Regions from separate parts of the Homo sapiens genome. Here regions 2, 3 and 4 are each linked to region 1. A link is a loop called in an ENCODE intact Hi-C map of the cell type or tissue named here. Cell type or tissue: PC-3. All regions are shown on one strand.

What was found. A loop is a pair of places that touch in the nucleus more often than their neighbours do. Peaks named below come from ENCODE experiments on the same cell type or tissue, not always from the same donor. Only the 100,000 strongest peaks of a DNase experiment are listed, where the experiment ranks them.
Region 2: it touches region 1 in a loop (5-fold over the local background); 26 of 110 quality-filtered maps call a loop at or near these places.
Region 3: a loop joins it to region 1, with 5 times the contacts of the local background. A loop is called at or near these places in 11 of 110 quality-filtered maps.
Region 4: a loop joins it to region 1, with 8 times the contacts of the local background. A loop is called at or near these places in 5 of 110 quality-filtered maps.

The regions. Positions count from the first base shown.
Region 1 is chr3:48,148,690-48,153,689 of GRCh38, forward strand. No RefSeq gene overlaps it. Among named protein-coding and RNA genes, the nearest start is that of CDC25A, 37 kb to the right of the region's middle. In PC-3, a CTCF peak has its summit at 3,006 (motif pointing left); DNase peaks (open chromatin) are centred at 2,592 and 2,992; H3K4me3 peaks cover 684 bases; H3K27ac peaks cover 1,896 bases.
Region 2 is chr3:47,847,264-47,852,263 of GRCh38, forward strand. DHX30 (DExH-box helicase 30) reads left to right here. Exons shown (of 22, transcript NM_138615.3): 12 at 10-85; 13 at 169-273; 14 at 518-693; 15 at 917-1,123; 16 at 1,206-1,287; 17 at 1,361-1,554; 18 at 1,657-1,816; 19 at 1,929-2,086; 20 at 2,188-2,291; 21 at 2,367-2,506; 22 at 2,604-2,930. The coding sequence ends at 2,857. It overlaps MAP4 (microtubule associated protein 4), which reads right to left. Exons shown (of 21, transcript NM_001385682.1): 21 at 3,432-5,000. It overlaps MIR1226 (microRNA 1226), which reads left to right and starts at 2,292; the gene lies at 2,292-2,366. RefSeq lists a silencer at 1-9 and an enhancer at 4,996-5,000. In PC-3, CTCF peaks have their summits at 239, 2,967 and 3,167; no DNase peak of the experiment used is centred here.
Region 3 is chr3:47,864,432-47,869,431 of GRCh38, forward strand. MAP4 (microtubule associated protein 4) reads right to left here. Exons shown (of 21, transcript NM_001385682.1): 16 at 4,783-4,896; 17 at 2,815-2,907. Among named protein-coding and RNA genes, the nearest start is that of MIR1226, 17 kb to the left of the region's middle. In PC-3, no CTCF peak of the experiment used is centred here; no DNase peak of the experiment used is centred here.
Region 4 is chr3:48,010,806-48,015,805 of GRCh38, forward strand. The region is part of intron 1 of MAP4 (microtubule associated protein 4); the gene reads right to left. Among named protein-coding and RNA genes, the nearest start is that of MAP4, 3.1 kb to the right of the region's middle. In PC-3, no CTCF peak of the experiment used is centred here; a DNase peak (open chromatin) is centred at 2,676.

The sequences.
Region 1 (5,000 bases):
GCACTCCAGCCTGGGCAATAGAGTGAGACTCCGTCTCAGAAAAACAAAAACAAAAACAAAAATTGCCTTTCTCCTATTCTTTCTTTTCTTTCCTTCTGGGACTCAAATTTGATATAGTTAGATTTTCTCAGGATGTTCTGTCTCTTTCCACCTATTTCATGGTTTCCTAAGTGTCATAAGTATGTATCTCATTCCATTCCAAATAATCTTCTAACACCACATTTCTCCAGCATATTAGCTCTCTCTCCAGTTGGATTTAATAATTCTTTTTTTTTTTTTTTTTTTTTTTGAGATGGAGTTTCACTCCTGTTGCCCAGGCTGGAGTGCAGTGGTGTGATCTTGGCTCACCACAACCTCTGCCTCCCAGGTTCAAGCAATTCTCCTGCCTCAGCCTCCTGAGTAGCTGGGATTACAGGCACGTGCCACCAAACCCGGCTAATTTTTGTATTTTTAGTAGAGACAGGGATTCTCCATGTTGGTCAGGTTGGTCTCAAACTCCCGACCTCAGGTGATCCGCCCGTCTCGGCCTCCCAAAGTGCTAGGATTACAGGTGTGAGCCACCGTGCCTGGCCCAGTTGGATCTAATTCTAAACTGTAGTTTATCCCATCGAGTTTTACATTCCTTTTTTCCATACGGAATCTCACTCTGTCGCCCAAGCTGGAGTGCAGTGGCGCGATCTCAGCTCACTGCAACCTCTGCTTCCCAGGTTCAAGTGATTCTCCTGCCTCAGCCTTCCAAGTAGCTGGGATTACAGGCCCCTGCCACCACGCCTGGCTAGTTTTTGTATTTTTAGTAGAGAAAGGGTTTCGTTGTGTTGGCCAGGCTTTTTTTGTTTTGTTTTGTTTTTTGAGACAAAGTGTTGCTCTTGTCGCCCAGGCTGGAGTGCAATGGCGCAATCTCAGCTCACTGCAACCTGCCCCTCCCAGGTTCAAGCAATTCTCCTACCTCAGCCTCCCGAGTAGCTGGGATTACAGGCGCCTGCCATCACGCCTGGCTAAATTTTTGTATTTTTAGTGGAGACAGGGTTTTGCCATGTTGGCGAGGCTGGTCTCGAACTCCTGACCTCAGGCGATCCGCCCACCTCGGCCTCCTAAAGTGCTAGGATTACAGGCATGAGCCACCACGTCCGGTCTATTTTTATTTTTATTTTTGAGATGGAGTCTTGCTCTGTTGCCTAGGCTGGAGTGCCGTGGTGCGAACTCCGCTCACTGCAACCTCCGCCTCCTGGGTCAAGTGATTCTCCTTCTCAGCCTCCCAAGTAGCTGGGATTATAGGCACCTGCCAGCATGCCCTGCTAAATTTTTGTATTTTTAGTGGTGACAGGGTTTCGCTATGTTGGCCAGGCTGGTGTCGAACTCCTGACCTCAGGTCTCCCAAGTGCTGGGATTATAGGCATGAGCCACCGCACCCGGCCTATTTATTTATTTTTATTTTTATTTTTATTTTCGAGACTGGGTCTCACTCTGTCACCCAGGTTGTAGTACAGTGGCACAATCTCGGCTCTCTGCCACCTCCACCTCCCAGACTCAAGCAATCCTCTCACCTCAGCCTCTGGAGTAACTGGGACTACAGGCACACACCACCACACCTGGCTAATTTTTTGTATTTTTTTGTAGAGACAGGTTTTCGCCATGTTGCCTAGGCTGGTCTTGAACTCCTGAGCTCAAGCGATCCATTCACCTAGGCCTCCCAAAGTGCCGGGATTACAGGTGTGAGCCACTGCACCCAGCCGGACAATTATATTATTTATGTTTACAAGAATGAATCAGAGGGCAGATGCATTGGCTCATTCCTATAATCTCGGCACTTTGGGAGGCTGAGGTGGGAGGATCACTTGAGGCCAGGAGATTGAGACCTGTCTGGGCAACATAGGGAGATCTTTGTCTCTACAAAAAAAATTTTAAAAAAACATTAGCTGGGTGTGATGGTGTGCATCTATAGTCCCAGCTACTCAGAGCGAAACCCTATTCCCCATCCCCAACCCTCCTAAAAAGAATAAGTCTGTGGAAGGCTGGGAGCAGTGGCTCATGCCTGTAATCCCAGCACTTTGGGAGGCTGAGGCAGGCGGATCACCTGAGGTCAGGAGTTTGAGACCAGCCTGGACAACATGGTGAAACCCCTGTCTCTACGAAAAATACAAAAATTAGCCAGGAGTGGTGGCAGGTGCCTATAATCCCAGCTACTCAGGAGGCTGAGGCAGGAGCATCGCTTGAACCTGGGAGGCGGAGGTTGTGGTGAGCCGAGATCCTGCTACTGCACTCCAGCCTGGGCAACAAGAGTGAGACTCTGTCTCCAAAAAAGAAAAAAGAGTTCTGTGGAAAAAGAAAGGCATTCCCTGCAGGTGTCAGCAAAGGTAAGGAGGTCCCAAAGAACAGGAATAGTGAGGAGTCCTTGGGGGAGGATGGGGAGGTTGCCCAAGCTCATCCTTTATACTTGAGACCTCTGGTCCAGAGAAGTGAAGTGTTCTGCTCAGTGTCACACCACTGGTCAGGGGCAGACCGGAATCAGAAAGTAGGCCTTATTTCTTCATCAGAGTCTAGGAAGCCGCCAGGGGAAAGAGGCTGTGCTTTAGAAGGTTAAGGCCTATGATCCACCCTGCGTCACCCAAAGTAAACTAGGAAGGAAGTGTAAATAAACCCCACAAAGATCGGACATTTTTCCATGATGACCACATTGATGCATTTATTAAAAATACAAAATGCTAATAATCCAAACCAGCCCTCTTCCCTTTTTTCCCCTTTGGGAGCCCTTGCACTGTGGTGCATGAAACACATGCTTGAACTAGGCCATTGGGAACTGCGGCTTGGACAAGGAACAGCCACAGCTTTTCCTGTACTCAGAGCAGGCAAAGTGCCATTAAATGCAGCTGGAAGCCAGGGCAGGGGAAGGGGTGGGAAGCTCCTGGAGAGCCCCCAGCTCCTCCCAGTTACTGACTGGCTCTGGAGGAGAGGAGCTAGAAGGCCGAGATACCTGAGGAGACAAACCTGGGGCACCACTGCCACCTGATGTCTTCCTATGGCCATTGCAGTGGTCACAGCCCCAAGCCCCGTGGCAGCCTGGCAGCAGAGTGAAACAAGAGGGCAAAGAAAGCCTATCGGTGGAAGTTTTTATTTACCCTTGACGGTGGGTACTCCCAGACAGTGGGTATGTCTGAAATACTTCATATTGAAGAAAGACATCCATATTGAAAAACTAAACAGAAAACATAAATGGAAAATGAATCAACATATACAAAGTAGCCACAGTATGGAGGTGCGGATTTGACTTTGCCTGCGGAAGAGCTGTCCTGCTCTGGCCAGCACTGGAAGGGACTCTGCCTCCTCTGTTCTGGGAGCGTGCAAGCAGGAACTCTGGACTGGGCTTTGCACAACTTCCAGGAGTCATTGCTTAGAAATCAGAATGACCAAGATCTTAAGGTCTTAGAATCATCTAGGTAATCCACCCCCATCCCAGCTGCCAGGTCACAGTCACACAGAGGCTGAGCACGCCCAATGCCATGCCCAATGCCACCCAGTCTTCCCCTGCTGCTGTTTCTGCCTCGCCTCCCTGTCCTTCCCCTACCCTACCCTAGCGTGGGCAGGCTTTGTGTCCCAAGGTCACCAGTGACATATGTCCCACCACAGGCAGCCGAGCTTAACCCTATCACTGAGACCTCCTTGTGGCTGCTCCCTACCCCTCCCTGCCTGGCTTCCTGGCATCCTGCCTCTAACCTCTCTCTCTGCTTCCCTGTCTTCTACATTGGTAGAACTGCCACTTGGATACGTGTGACAACTTGCTGTCACCAGCCTGGATATTTCTCTGGAGCACTCCTCACATTCAACACTTGACCACTCAGGCATCGGGACAGTCACTGCCCAGATCCCCCCGTCCACATAGGAGCTCAGCATGACAGCCCCTCTTTTTTATTTAATTTACTTATTTCAATTTTTATTTTTATAGAGAAGACGTCTTTCTATGTTGCCCAGGCTGGTCTCAAACTCGTGGCCTCAAGTGATCCACCCACGCTGGCCTCCCAAAGTGCTGGGATTACAGGCATGAGCCACTGCACCCGGCCCAGCCCCCTTTTAAAATGTTTTCTTTTGAAATAATTTAAAGCTTACAGAAAAGTTGCAAGAATAGTACAAAGAATTCCCTTATGCCCTTTGCCAAGAGTCATACATTTTAACGTTTTCAAATTTTGCTGCATTTGCTTTCTTCCCTTTGACTCTGTCTACTTCTCTCTCTTACACACACACACACACACACACTTAACCTGTAATATTTCAGTGTATTATTTCCTTAGAACAAGGATGTTCTCATACATAACTGCAGTATAATTATCAAATTCAGGAAACTTAACACTGAGTTACTAATTTTACCTGGTGGGTCACAGTAGCTCATGCCTGTAATCCCAGCACTTTGGGAGGCCGAGGTGGGTGGATCACGAGGTCAGGAGTTCGAGACCAGCCTGACCAAGATGGTGAAACCCCCATCTCTACTAAAAATTTAAAAATTAGCTGGGTGTGGTGGCGGGTACCTGTAGTCCCAGCTACTCAGGGGGCTGAGGGAGGAGAATGGCTTGAGCACAGGAGGCGGAGGTTGCAGTGAGCCAAGATCGTGCCACTGCAGTCCAGCCTGGCCAACAGAGCGAGTCTGTGTCTCAAAATAATAATAATAATAATAATTTTACCTAATTAAAGTTCATATTTCAATGTAGTCAAATGTTCCAAAAATGTCCTTTATAGTACTCTTTTTCGGTTTGGTCCAGGATCCCATCCAAGATCACACATTTCATTTAGTTGTCATGTCTCTTGAGTCTCCTTTAATCTGGAACGGTTCCTGGGCCTCTCTTTGGTCATGTATGACACTGATATTTATAAAATATGCAGGCCAGTAATTTTATAAATTTCAACTTAGGCTTTTTCAATATTTCCTTTCCTTGTGTATTTCTTTTTTTTTGAGACAGAGTTTCACTCTTGTTGCCCAGGCTGGAGTGCAACGGCGCATTCTCAGTTCACTG
Region 2 (5,000 bases), 300 kb before region 1:
CCACCCCAGTCTGAGGATGAATGCGCACTCGATTTGGACCTTGTGACTGATCTGGTTCTGCACATCGATGCTCGCGGGGAACCAGGTGGGTGCCTCCCCATCTGTCCCATGCTAGCCCTGGCCACGTTTGCAGCAACAGCTGGCTCATGCCCCAGGGCTCCTTTACAGGTGGGATCCTGTGCTTCCTGCCTGGGTGGCAGGAGATCAAAGGAGTGCAGCAGCGCCTCCAGGAGGCCCTGGGCATGCACGAGAGCAAGTACCTCATCCTGCCAGGTGAGAGCCCCGGCGGAGGGACCAGGGACCTTTGGAAACCAGCCTGACCTCTGTCCTAGGGACTGACCCAACTGGGACTCCAGGGGCCCCGGTTTCTGACCAAGCTGTGGCACTTTTCACTGGGCATAGTGTTTATCTGCGCCTGTTTCATCAAAATGGGGTCAAAATCCTTGCCCTGCCCACATTCCAGGGGGGAATTCTGGTGGAAGCAGTGCCCATAACTGGTGTGTGTCTTGCCCACCAGTGCACTCCAACATCCCCATGATGGATCAGAAGGCCATATTCCAGCAGCCTCCAGTTGGGGTGCGCAAGATTGTCTTGGCCACCAACATTGCTGAGACTTCCATCACAATCAATGACATCGTGCATGTGGTGGACAGTGGGCTGCACAAGGAAGAACGCTATGACCTGAAGACCAAGGTGGCACCTACCTCCTGGGCCCGGCCAACCACTGGGGGAGGGACTCCGTTTTGAGGTGGTCCCCAGCCCAGATCTACCTTAGACCTGCTTTGTGTGTCTTCAGAAGGCCGCGCTTGTGGGGTCTCAGTGTTCCTGATGTAGGGGGCTGGTGAGGGTTACTCAGGGAGTGGGGAAGCACTGAGGAAGTGGCATTTGTGTGCTGCTTACTTGCCACCTCCTCCAGGTGTCCTGCCTGGAGACAGTGTGGGTATCAAGAGCCAATGTGATCCAGCGCCGGGGCCGGGCGGGCCGCTGCCAGTCCGGCTTTGCCTACCACTTGTTCCCTCGAAGCCGGCTGGAGAAAATGGTCCCTTTCCAAGTGCCAGAGATCCTGCGCACACCTCTTGAGAACCTGGTGCTGCAAGCGAAAATCCACATGCCTGAGAAGACGGTGCGGCGGGGCGGGGCAGGGGCTGGCCTGGGGACCAGGCAGGTGGGAGGCAGGCTCATGGCGGGCTCTGGCTCTGTCATAGGCGGTGGAGTTCCTGTCCAAGGCTGTGGACAGTCCAAACATCAAGGCAGTGGACGAGGCTGTGATCTTGCTCCAGGAGATCGGTATGTAGGGGCTGGGCTGGGCTGGGCTGGGGAGTGGCTCTCGAGGGTGGTACTGACAGCTGAGCCGTTGCAGGGGTGCTGGACCAGCGGGAGTACCTGACTACCCTGGGGCAGCGCCTGGCTCACATCTCCACCGACCCCCGGTTGGCCAAGGCCATTGTGTTGGCTGCCATCTTCCGTTGCCTGCACCCACTACTGGTGGTCGTTTCCTGCCTCACCCGGGACCCCTTCAGCAGCAGCCTACAGAACCGGGCAGAGGTGGACAAGGTCAGTCCTGGCTCCTTCCTGGAGCCGTCCACCCACTGCTGTTCTGAGGGGGCGTTGTCTAGCCCCTGCCTGTGATCCGGCTGCCCTCTTCTCCCCTCCCAGGTGAAAGCACTGTTGAGCCATGACAGCGGCAGTGACCACCTGGCCTTTGTGCGGGCTGTCGCCGGCTGGGAGGAGGTGCTGCGTTGGCAGGACCGCAGCTCCCGGGAGAATTACCTGGAGGAAAACCTGCTGTACGCACCCAGCCTGCGCTTCATCCACGGTCAGTCGGGCCCACACCTGCTCTCCTGAGCCCCTCCCACCCCCACTGAGTTTCTGTCACCTCCAGCCTGTGGCTAGGGGCTGTAGGTCCACCACACATTCTGTCTCCCTAGGACTCATCAAGCAGTTCTCAGAGAACATTTATGAGGCCTTCCTGGTGGGGAAGCCCTCGGACTGCACCCTGGCCTCCGCCCAGTGCAACGAGTACAGTGAGGAGGAGGAGCTGGTGAAGGGCGTGCTGATGGCCGGCCTCTACCCCAACCTCATCCAGGTGCTGCCTCTGGGAGGGAATGGAGTTCACCAGGTCCCAGCCTCCTTCCCTGTCTGCAGCTCCTTGCTCAGCCCCACCCGTCTTTTCCTCCATCCCTGCAGGTGAGGCAGGGCAAGGTCACCCGGCAGGGGAAGTTCAAGCCCAACAGCGTCACATATAGGACCAAATCAGGCAACATCCTGCTGCACAAGTCGACCATTAACAGGTGAGGGCATGCAGGCCTGGATGGGGCAGCTGGGATGGTCCAAAAGGGTGGCCTCACCAGCCCTGTGTTCCCTAGGGAGGCCACACGGTTACGGAGCCGATGGCTGACGTATTTCATGGCAGTCAAGTCCAATGGCAGCGTCTTCGTCCGGGACTCCTCTCAGGTGCACCCGCTAGCTGTGCTGCTGCTGACCGACGGGGACGTGCACATCCGTGGTGGGTGCCTGCAGGCCTCCCGCCCACCCCGCTCTGCAGCTGCTCCTCCGGGGCCTGGCCTCACCACAGTTCCCCACCATCTTTTCCATTCCCTCAGATGACGGGCGCCGGGCCACCATCTCACTGAGCGACAGTGACCTGCTGCGGCTGGAGGGTGACTCGCGTACCGTGCGGCTGCTGAAGGAGCTGCGGCGGGCCCTGGGCCGCATGGTGGAGCGGAGCCTGCGCAGCGAGCTGGCTGCACTTCCCCCCAGCGTACAGGAGGAGCACGGGCAGCTGCTTGCGCTACTGGCAGAGCTGCTGCGAGGACCCTGTGGCAGCTTTGATGTGCGCAAGACAGCTGACGACTGAGCCCTGCTTCTGCTGGGGCTGTGTACAGAGTGCAAATGTTTATTTAAAATAAAGTTCTATTTATCCCTTGTGACCACTGCTGTCCACTAGGGGCTCCTCTCTCAGGGCCTCCATACACTGGGCCACGGTTCCCCAAAGAGGAAGGAGGAAGGTAGGTAGAGAAGAGAGTGAGATGCTTATTGCTGGGGAACGGGCTGGCTGTGGCCCCAAGTCTTTTAAGAGAGAAGGGGGTTGGAACCTCCTCCCTTCACCAAGAAAGAGCATGAAGCAGCGGTGCTGTTAACCACCCCAGTCCCCTGGCACAGCTGCTGCTCTCGGTACCCACCACAGGAAGCCTGTCAGAACTGTCACTGTCCTTGTAGTTTTGGACAGTAAGTAAGCAAGTAAGTGTCAAGTAGCCCTTTATCAGGCAGACTAGGGGAGAGTTCCACAGGTAGCCAAGGCGCAGGGCTATGTGGCACAGTGGTCCTTCCCGTGTCCACATCCACAAGTTCACAGCTGAGGGGCTGAGCTGAGGGCAGGAAGATCCAGGGAGGTGGTAGATGCAAAACGAGACAGAAGCACGAAGCCTGCGTGATGGGACATCAGGCAGCTTTATTTATTTACTCTTAAAACTGTTACAACAGAATCATGGACTGACACAGGTAATGGCTGAGCCATAAGCAAATCGAGAAGTACAGAAATGTCCCACCCCAAACAGCTGCGGAGTACACATCACACAGGGCCTCTGGTCCCGGCCTTCTCAGGTGCTCTGGAGTGGAGGATCCTTTGAGGGAACTCTGACCACTCCTGTTGTCTACCTAGAGAGCACGCCACTTGGGCCACCTACCCCCAACCTTTGGCCAAAGGAGTGAAAGGACCTGGAACCTGTCGTCAACCTCAGCATCCTCATGACCCCAGGACAGACGCAGTGGAGGCAGCAGGTACTCTGGGCCTGTGCTGTTGCCCCTGAGGTGTCTCCTGACTACGCAACCCTGTTTCCTTCCCACTTTCATCCCAGCAGGCCCTTTCTTCCTGCTGACAAAACACTGGCTCCCTCATGTTCTTGGCACAGCAGAAGTGTTCTGCACATGGTCTCTACGGAGGAAAGCTGGTCCCCCTGGCCCAGGCAGCACTTCCTCCGTGAGCCCCTGCAGTTTCCTGGTGTGTGCTTGGGGAGCTAGGGACATGGTGTCAAACCTCCACAAGGCACTGCTACCTCAGAAAGGGGGAGGACCTGTCAGGCCCAGGACAGCCTCCCTGCACATGGAGATCAAATCTAAACTTAGGTCAAGACCCCTACCTTCTCCAGGGATGCCAGGACCAGAGAAGGGCAGAGGTCAGGAGGGGGCATGAGGAGGCCAAGTCTGGGGCAGCCTCCTCAGAGGCAAATCTACACTGCAGCCAATCCCCCTCCAGAGAAGCCCTTGGAATCTCCCAGGCCATTTCACTACAAACTTATGTTTGAATCCTTTATTAGAAACCATGCAAACTTTAATACAAAAAATACAAGTGCAATAAGAATCTTTGTGTCAATACAGTTCCCGGGATTTCTCCTCACTGCAGCCATCCCAAGGCCTAGCTGGGATGCCCTCTGTGGGCCTTGCCTCTCCTCCCTCCCCTCTCCAGTCAGGGCATAAGGGAAGCAGATAGCCTTAGTCTCATGCCTTTTATTTTTAAATTTCCAGACCTGATTTCCTACTATCTGCATGAGGCTCCCTTGGACATGAGGGCTTACATGTCCTAGGGTGTGGGTGCCGGCCTGAAGGAATTCCATCTCCTGGCCCTTTCTTGTTCTCCAGCCCTGGCTTTTTATCCTAGGGCTGACCACCAGATCCCAGGGAATGGGACAGAGATGCCAAAACCAGCCTCTTGGTTAGAAAAGAAAAGCAGCATACACACAACAAAATGGCAAAACCAACCAGTCCACGCTCCAAGGGCCCCTTGTGTGCCTGACCGGCTCACCAGCCACAGCCTCTGCACCCCTCTTCCCTGCCGCACCGCCTCCAGGGCCCTAAGCTGCCCACATCCTCCAGCGGGGGTGGCATAAGGATATCTCCGCCCTGTTCCCTCTAACACTTACTGAGGACTTTCATGTAGACATGGCTTCAACCTGCAGAACTATTTTGCCAGTTTTTAGGTTATTAGAAAAAAATAAAAGGAC
Region 3 (5,000 bases), 280 kb before region 1:
TTTGGGAGGCCGAGGCGGGCGGATCATGAGGTCAGGAGATGGAGACCATTCTGGCTAACATGGTGAAACCCCGTCTCTACTAAAAAATATAAAAAATTAGCTGGGCATTGTGGCGGGCGCCTGTAGTCCCAGCTACTCGGGAGGCTGAAGCAGGAGAATAGCATCAATCCGGGAGGCGGAGCTTGCAGTGAGCCGAGATCGCACCACTGCACTCCAGCCTTGGTGACAGATCGAGACTCCGTCTCAAAAATAAAATAATAACATAACATAACATAAAATACAAAAATTAGCTAGGCATGGTGGCAGGTGCCTGTAATCCCAGCTACTCGGGAAGCTGACGAAGGAGAATCGCTTGAACCTGGGAGGCAGAGGTTGCAGTGAGCCGAGATTACGCCACTGCACTCCAGGCTGGGCGACAGAGCAAGACTTTTTTTTGTAGAGACGGGGGTCTTACTATGGTGCCCAGCTGGGGGGCTCATCATTTTAAACTGCACATTTCCTTGTGGTGGCTTTAGGGAGGGACTGACAGAGATTATGGAAGGAAACAAAGCACCTGGGTCCAGCTGTGGTCAGCTGTTGTTTATCCTCATCTTCCCACCAGGAAAGATGGCTCACAGTAGTCTCCCTAATTCTCTGTTTAAGGAAGCCTCCTAAAGTGAAAAGGCTTTAAAAATACATTCACCCTCAAAACAACAAAACAAAACAAAAAACCCTACACATGTGAGGTCATGTGTAGGCAGTGTGGAAAGATCACAGCAGGTGATACATTAATGATGACTATTTTCAGAGCTCTTATATGCACCACACAACACACACAAATATATCTCTATGTCTCACCTACACAAGTGACCCAGTTCCCTCAGAACCCCTGTTCACCTTCTGTTTTCATCCAGGACAAAGCCAGGCTCAGCAGCTGCCTGGGCCCCTCGTGGGCTGGATCTTTGTCACCTCACTTCAGCTGATCCTATTCCAGGCTGACTAATTAGTCTGGTCAAGCAATTCCACCCGAGTGTAAAGGATGCCATTTCTACCCAGGCCAGGAAGAGGCAGTGGTGAGAAGATGACCAGGAAGGAGGGGCAGGAAGGAGTTGTGTGGGGCAAGAATGAAAGCTCATGGCCGCATTCCTCATGATACAACTGCTGGGGGTATCTGTAGGCCATGGGCAGGATGTCATGATCACCAAGGAGGAGGCAGGAGTGTTAACAGAGTCTAAAAATGATAAGGGTAAGTGGAGCAGGACCTAGTCCGGTTCAGGACAGTAAGGAGAAAGAACCGAATGAACTCAAAAGAAACGGAGGCAAGACAGGCTGTCTCACTTGGCCTGGAAGGGAGCGGTGAGGGCAGGGGCTGTACATGGCGGCTTCTGGTGCCTCTGGCACAACTCCACAGAGTACCACTTTTCTAGGCACTGTCACAGTGACAAGCGGAAAGCACACAGGGTGTTCTTCACACACTCGACGATAGTAAGACTTCGCCCTGTCTCTCCCTAGACCAGAACCTCCCTGTGAGCTGGGATCACCTGTGTCCCTAATACACATCATAGAGCTGGCACACAATGGCAGCAAGACAAAAAGAAGGATGTTTGGGTGGAAGAGGAAAGAGGACAAAAAGATAAGGAGGGAAAGTCTGGGCGCAGTGGCTCACACCTGTAATCCCAGCACTTTGGGAGGCCAAGGCGGGCAGATCACAAGGTCAGGAGTTCAAGGCCAGCCTGGCCAGCATGATGAAACCCCGTCTCTACTAAAAATACAAAAATTAGCTGGGCGTGGTGGCGCATGCCTGTAGCCCCAGCTACTTGGGAGGCTGAGGCAGGAGAATTGACTGACCCTGGTAGGTGGAGGTTGCAGTGAGCTGAGATCACACCACTGCACGCCAGCCTGGGCAACAGAGTGAACTCTGTATCAAAACAAAAACAAAACAAACAAACAAACAAACAAACAAACAAAAAAACAGGAAAAGGGACTAAAAAAGGAGGGGAAGAAAAAGGAGGAAGGGATTAGAAAATGGACAAAAAAAAGGAGAGCAGAAAGGGAAATGGGAGGGCCGGGCGCAGTGTTTCATGCCTGTAATCCCAGCACTTTGGCAGGCCAAAGTGGGTGGATCATGAGGTCAGGAGTTCAAGACCAGCCTGGCCAACATAGTGAAATCCCGTCTCTACTAAAAATACAAAAATTAGCCGGGCATGGTGGCGAGTACCTGCAGTCCCGGCTACTCGGGAGGCTGAGGCAGGAGAATAGCTTGAACCTGGGAGGTGGTGGTTGCAGTGAGCTGAGATCACACCACTGCACTCTAGCTTGGGCAACAAAGTGAGACTTCATCTCAAAAAAACGTGGGGAAGGGATAGGAAGAAAATGTTGATTAATTCTTATTTTATAATAACAAGGATTCAAAGATGAGCTCTGGAAAGATCCATCCAGACATCTGTCTCAGAGAAGTTACTTCCACGGTAATTCAAGGGCATGCAGACCGACATACACATCCCAGGAACGGACTCCAGACAGGCAACAGGTCTGCTGCTGACCACTGTGCTCAGACCCAGGCTCTGACATAGCTGGAGAAAAATCCAAAGCCTCCCACCCATATGGGTAAAAAGATACTGAGTGGATATCACCATGCTGGTGTTTAGGGGCTCACCAGAAACACCCTGTCTAACATGGGAGCATCAAGGTCCCCTCACTTTGCTAGTCTGCTTCTTACAGAACGCTACAGCTCAGGTCACTGGGATTCTATCTACATGGGCACCTGGCTCTCTCCCTAGTATACCCCACAGTGGGCTATATCTCAGATGCCAGCTAACCAGAGCTTATACTTACATTACCACCTCCAGGGACATGCTTAATATTGTCCTTGGAACCACACTTGGACTGAATATGGCTGTAGCTCACTTTTTTGGAGACTATCTGGACCTGGAGTGTTAGAAAATAGAAAAAACAACACAAAGGGAGAGGACTGGTTAGAACCGACACAGGGAAGGCAGTGAGTCCACACGTGATCACAATGACCAACAAAAAGTGTTGTTAAACCTCCACCCCCACCTTCTACAGAACAGATGTGGAAAAGCACAGGAAAAGAAATGTGAAAGAGCAAGAAGGGGAGTGAAAAACGTGAACAGACAACACAACGACAGGAGCAGAGCTGCGCAGGCACTGCATGTTGGTCATCACCGCTCCTTTGGGGGCGGGGTTGTGGTTCACAAGGCCCAGGCAGCAGCCTAACCTGATGCCCAACCAGGCACAGCCCTACCTCCTTGCTCTGCTCCCTCCTCAAGAGCTGGGCACAGTGTCCTTGGCTCTTCTCTGCAAGTCTTATCATGTGGACCTGTTCTCACCCAAAGAGGGTGCTTCCCTTAAATCTGGGCCCTGGAATGGCTGCAGCCAGACCCACTCTCAGAAGCAAAGGCTGCTCTGAGAAGCACTGGGCAGCTGGCAACAAGGGCACGGATGATACTAACAGGAAGGAGGGGCCAGTGCTCAGATGTGCATACAAATGGATACAGAATCTCCAACACCAGGGGAGCGGCTACAGCCTCCACACTTAGCCCATTTGTCTCAGGGCTCGAGAAGGCATAGTATTTTTGACTCAAGGGTAAAATACCTTCTTGAATCCTCCATATGCCTAATCCTCTGCCCTGTGAGATGCCCATGCGGAAAGAACAGGCTCTAAGCAGGGCAGCAAGGACGCCCAATCCTGGGGGCACAACCACACTGTATAGTACGGGAATGGCTTCCCCTGGAACTGAGAAACACCAAGGCCCTGGCTCTAAGAGTCTGGAACAAAGAATCCTAGGACCTTCTCAAGAAGGAATAGTTGCCAACTTCCTTTCTTTGCAAATGATGCAGGTCCCAGGCTGAAGAGTTCTCCACAGAGTACAGAAATCCTGAGAAACTCCAACCCATATACCTCATTGTACCTACTCATTTCTAGCCTTTTTCACAACTTTGATGGTAACCAAGTGGTTAGCAAACTACTTAATGAGCCTTGGTCTGAACCTAGGACCTCTAGTAGTCACCCAGAAGCCACGGTGCAGCTTTCTTCACTGTAGGAATGCCCTAGGCTGAGACTTCCCATGCTGGTCCCTAAGGGCTGGAGTGCGGGCTTCTCTGGCAGAGGCACACCTACCTGCTACAGCTAAGGAAGGTAGGTGTTGCAAGCACTCAGGAGGGGCCTGGTTTCCAGGTTTACAGAGGCAAGGGGAAAGAACCTGTGGTTTCAGCTTACCTCTGCCCTCCAGTTGATGCTGCATACCTATACTAAGTGGGTTTCCATTGGGAATGAGCATCCTAACTTTCAGTTAAGAGGTGACCCGGGGAACCAGGACAAATGAAGTTATCTCCATACCCAGCAGCGTTATGAGAGGGATCTTCTACTTCAAGGTAAAGCACAGGGGCTCCAGGGTTCCAGGTGGTGGAAATTACCCCTGCCATGTCTTCTTGATAACGAATGTGGGTGCACTGTATTTGCATCCATACCAGGTAGGTTTCACATCAAGGTCAGTGTGAAGGAAATGAATGAAAGTCTTTGGATCCATTTTATCCAGCCAAAAATTATACACATATGTATTCTCCAAAGGGCTAATGGGCTCCCAACTCTATTAACTTTCAAGGTTAATACAAAAAATTTTCTGATGGCCGAGTCATCAAGCACAGAGAAGGGAATATAGGGGAGAAGAAGTAGAAACTAGTTAGGGAAAGGGAAAAAGTGCAAGAGAGGGCATGTGGCTCAGGCTGGAAGAAGTATTTTACCATCTTCACCTTGCAGAGGTGGGTCTAAATAAAACTCACTTTCCCCGCAGGTTGTTTCTGTGCACTTGCAATTGGGCCGGCTGTTTTAGTGACTGCATTAGATTCAGGCTTTCGGGTTGTAGCAGCTGCCTCTGTTTTTTTCTCTACTTTGGCCTGGATGGAGATAAAGGGAGGGCAAATTTCAAACCAAGAGGATAAGAGCTCAAAAGCCAAGAAGGGAAGAAGGCTGTAGGGGACTCAAATCCAGGTCAGGCCAC
Region 4 (5,000 bases), 140 kb before region 1:
AGAGATGGGCCTAGCCTCCCAGCCTATATCTTTCTCCCGTGCTGGATGCTTCCTGCCCTCGAACATCGGACTCCAAGTTCTTCATTTTGGGGACTCGGATTGGCTCTCCTTGCTTCTCAGCTTGCAGACAGCCTACTGTGGGACCTTGTGATCACGTAAATCAATACTTAATAAACTCTCCTTTGGAGATATATCCTATTAGTTCTGTCCCTCTAAGAGAATCCTGACTAAAACAAGTAGTGTGGGGCTCGTGACAAAAACTGATAGCTTTGCTGCCAAAGGGGCTCCTGTGGCATGACAGAGCTGTTGTCCACAGCAAATGCCATCTCACACTACTGGAATTATAAATTCCACTATTTGAATAACCACTGCCGAATTCAGGATTTAGCAGCTTTTCTGAAGGAACCATAAATAGGAATTCAATGGTTCCTATAGTAGGAACTGGACTTGGTAATCCCAGCCTGTAATCTCCCAGCACTTTGGGAGGCCAAGGCGGGTGGATCACTTGAAGCCAGGAGATTGAGACCAGCCTGGCCAACACAGTAAAACCCTATCTCTACTAAAAATACAAAAACAGAATAACTAGCTGGGCACTGATTTTTATTATTTAGATGGTATGCACCTGTAATCCCAGCTACTCAGGAGGCTGAGGCAGGAAAATTGCTTGAACCCAGGAGGTGGAGGCTGCAGTGAGCCAAGATCACGCCACTGCACTCCAGCCTACGTAACAGAGCAAGACTCCGTCTCAAAAAAAAAAAAAAAAGTTCCTATAGTAGTAGTGGCACACCTGTGACCCATTTACAACAGACGAATGTGGGTGGGAAGCCCTATTCTATGCTCGTCCAGCCTACTTTACATATAAAGTATTATTGTAACTCCAGATCATGACAGGGAAAATGCTGAGAAATGAGTTCATTAAAGAGCTTTTAAAAGCCTAACAGATTATAATGTCAAAGGGTTCCATGAAAAGCAACTATTCAGTTGCTTTTACTATTCGGTTATGCCATTTCCCTATTCTATCTCTGACAACTATTATTAGTAGTTATCCTTTGGGAGCTGTTATGAACCAAAAACTAAAAAGGACGTCTGTAACTAGTTTTGATAGAGGCAAGAGGCAAACAAATGTCTAGGCAGACAGGGGCGGGTCCTCAGTGAAACCCGAACTTTAATCCGGAAACTGTCCTGGGTAAATCCTGAGATCGGATTAAGAACCTGCCTTCCCGTTTGGCATGATTGATCCCCATCCTTCACCTATTTAACCTGTACCTACCCTTTCCTAATTGGTTTTCTACACTGTCCTGCCCACCTTGGAGTGGTGTCTTCGCTTTGACCTTTTTTGCATACTCACAAACCAATGACCACACACTCCCATTCTGAACCAATAAAGAGCCCCAGGCTCAGCCATATTACGGAACTTTCCTGTCTTCAGGTAGTAGAACCACCTACCATGTTCTCTCTTTTTGCTAAGAGCTTTCCTTTCGATTAATAGATTCTACTCCACTCACTCTTTGATGTCCACGTGCCTAATTCTTCCGCTCCTGAGATAAGAACCTGGACCTAGTTGAGCTAAGGAGCAAAAATCCTGCATCAGTTTCATGGTCAAAGAGAACTTAAAAGGACATCTGTGCCATCCTTAACAACATACCATAAAAATCCAAAATTTAATTTTCCCCAGAAATACATAATGACATAAGATGCAATCTACTCAAATCTTTTCCTCATTTAAGGCACAGGGTAAAAATACAGTCAAAAACACCAATACATTTTAAATATCATTTATCAGAATGCAGATTATCAAAGGGCAGCTTTTATCCATTGTAATCTTTCCCCTATCCAACCCTCAGCACCCCCACCCCGCCCCCAGCCACACACTCTCAGATGACTTCCTGGGCTGCATGTGGTTCATGGAATATGAACAGTAGCTGAAATTCAGCCTAAGAGGGTAAAACTGATAGAAAATTATACAATTGGAAAGTGGGAAGGTCATGAAGCTATGAGCACATCTAGCTAGCCACTTAGCATCTGTATTTCATCAACAGTTAAGCTATTCTTTACTTGTCACCACATAAATAGAATATGATTTTAAAATACACACACACACCCCCTTATGGAAAATGATCCTAGAAAGGTAATGCTAGTGTCATCTTTCAAGTTAAAGTACTGTTGTTTTTTTTTTCCCAGAAATCCCCAGTTTTCAATAAATTAAAGCGATTATCCAATTTTATAGTTATTTTATTCTGAAACATGTATAAGTACAATACACTCTTTAAATGCTCTATAGATGTTAAACTGGTTCAAGTATTCCAAAATTAATTTTAATAAATTCATGTATGAATTTCATCTCACACAGAATCACTTGAAGTTACTTACTATTCGGTTATGCCTTAAATGCTTAGTTACATATTTTATGGATAAAAGGATATGACACTATTATTTTCAAATCTGGATGTTCAGGAGGATCAAAAAATGAACCCTTGTGAATGAGAAGCATTTACTCTAAAAAAAAAACCTCTCACTGACCAATTGACCATTTATACTATTCCTCTTCTATCCATACAGATAATAAAGTTAACTTTAAATAGATTTGTGAGTAAGAGTCAAGAGAATTTGAAAGCTGGGTACAGAAGTCTGTATGCTTTACTGAAGCACCAGTTTAATCTGACACTCACTGTGGCCTTGAATGAGTCACCTTTCAGGGCTGAGTTCTCTAATCTGTAAAATGAGAGTGTTATGTTAAATGTTTACTGAGGTTGATTATTCTATCAGCTACTTGTAATTCAGCTGCATCATTTCAGTTAGCTATAAATAAACCCCCTAAGACCCTCAGTGTGAATATGAACAACTATCATTTCATATTATTTCATATATCAAGTATTCTCATTTATAATTGGGTTGAGGTTTATTAAAAAAAAAAAAAAAAGCTTTTTGGCAAAGGGAGGGACTGAAAACAAATTCACCACTGCATGGTGCCCTGCTTGAGCCAATCTGACTGGAGCTTAAGAAACTCCACCCAGTTCTGGCTAACATCAAAGGAGACTCAACACCACTCTGCCAGAAAATAAGCCCTGTATTATCTAACCAGGCACTAAGGGAACACACAGTTTTCAAGCACAGCACTTTGTATATCTGATCTTTCATTCTGATGACATGCCTGAAGTGAAACTATTAGTGAGCCGGGTTTTTTAAAATAGGTAAACTAAGGCAAGAGGCAACTACATGGCATGATGATAAAATACTCTCTTGACTACAATCTCACTATTAAGAGCTAGGTGCTCATAAACAGGAAATAAGGATATATGATGAGGCCACAGTACTTTGTTGTATGCTTTACTTTGGATAGTTCACAAACTCTGGAATTAATTACTGTACTAAAAATATTTTACAGGTCTATACAGATTAAACAGTGTTAATATCTAACTTAATTACACAGAAGTTCTGAAGAACCTTTTAAGCTCCATGAAGTCCTCCTGAAAATTTTAGGTCATTCGCATCTAGAGCCACTCACTCGGGGTCTGTGCTCATTCTGTCTGATGAGAAATTGGCAATCTGGTTTACCAATGGCCTGTTGCTGTCTCTGTCCTCTTCTATTCACCCCTTGAAAGGTGCTACTATGGGAGCTAAAATGCAGGGAAAAAACTCATGAAAAGCTAGAACAGAGCTTGGGCAAAATGGCAAAACCCCATCTCTACAAAAACATGTAAAAATTAGCCAGGCATGGTGGCACATGCCTGTAGTCCCTGCTACTCAGGAGGCTGAGGTGGGAGGACTGATTGAGCCCAGGAGGTTGAGGCTGCAGTGAGCCACTATTGCACCACTGCACTCCGGCGTGGGCAACAGAGTGAAACCCTGACTCAAAAAAAAAAAGCAAGAACAGAAGCCTGATTCCCACCATCATACTCACTTTTCCTAACCACTGTGTTAGGAAACCTTCATTTTACTGTGTCACATTAGCCAAATTTCTACCGACATTCATTTGCAGTAGCCAGCATTCTCTTTTTAAAAGTATAGAATCCTATTTCTTAATTTAAAAGTGGGTAAGAAAATGTACATCCCTGGAAAGACCATTGTTCATCCCAGAGATGGTTCTATTGAAGATGTCTGAGTTCTTGGTTCTGGTGTGAAAAAGGAAGAAAAATATTATGGCAACATGGGAACTTTCAGGGAATAAAGCAGATATAGATATGGTATCAAAGTAGGGAAAGGGTATACAGGCCCAGGAGCCCTAGGAGGCAAAAGAAAGGGAGTTAATACCATGCCAAAGACAAGCTTGCTATCTTTCAAAATATCGCCTCCTGTCAGTTTCAGCAGAAAGAAATAAACTTTCTTCTCAGTGACCTAGGCTACTTTGAGGCAAATCATTTTGAGTTCCAAACAACCCATTTAATAAACTTTAAATAATTATTACTAAAGGTAGGATACTGCTTATAATGCTCACTTATATTTTCTCTATAACTGATAGCCTGTCCTTTTTGGGTGGGTGGGGGCGGGGGCGGTTATGGACAAGACAAGGAACCATAAAGATATCTGGGTTAATGTTTTCTTTTATACGTTTGTTTTTGCATGACATTTAAATGACAGAGAATTCTAAAGCCAACACTAAGCTGCTATCCTAGGACATTAGTGAGAATGCTGTGGCCAAAATATAGTGCTCATTCCTCAGGCTTGAAAGGAACCCCACGTCGCCAGTGTGGGAGATCATTTATAATCTTGATGGATACAGGTATAGCCTGCTTCATAATAATTTAATATTCAACATCAGATTTTTTTTTAGTATGCCTAGCAGGTTTTTAGTTACTAATTAACTTTATTACCCAGATTTGTTTCTTACTGAACTTCTTTCAGAGGCCTGTTATACATCAAGCTGAACTTTGTCTGGCAGCTGTGCTGTTTTTAATTTATTTAACCACAAAACCTTGATTTATACTTTCAAGCAAAATGATATTTTACTTAAAAATAAATCTTTAGCAAGGATGTCTACAGGAATCAACTACCAACTTACA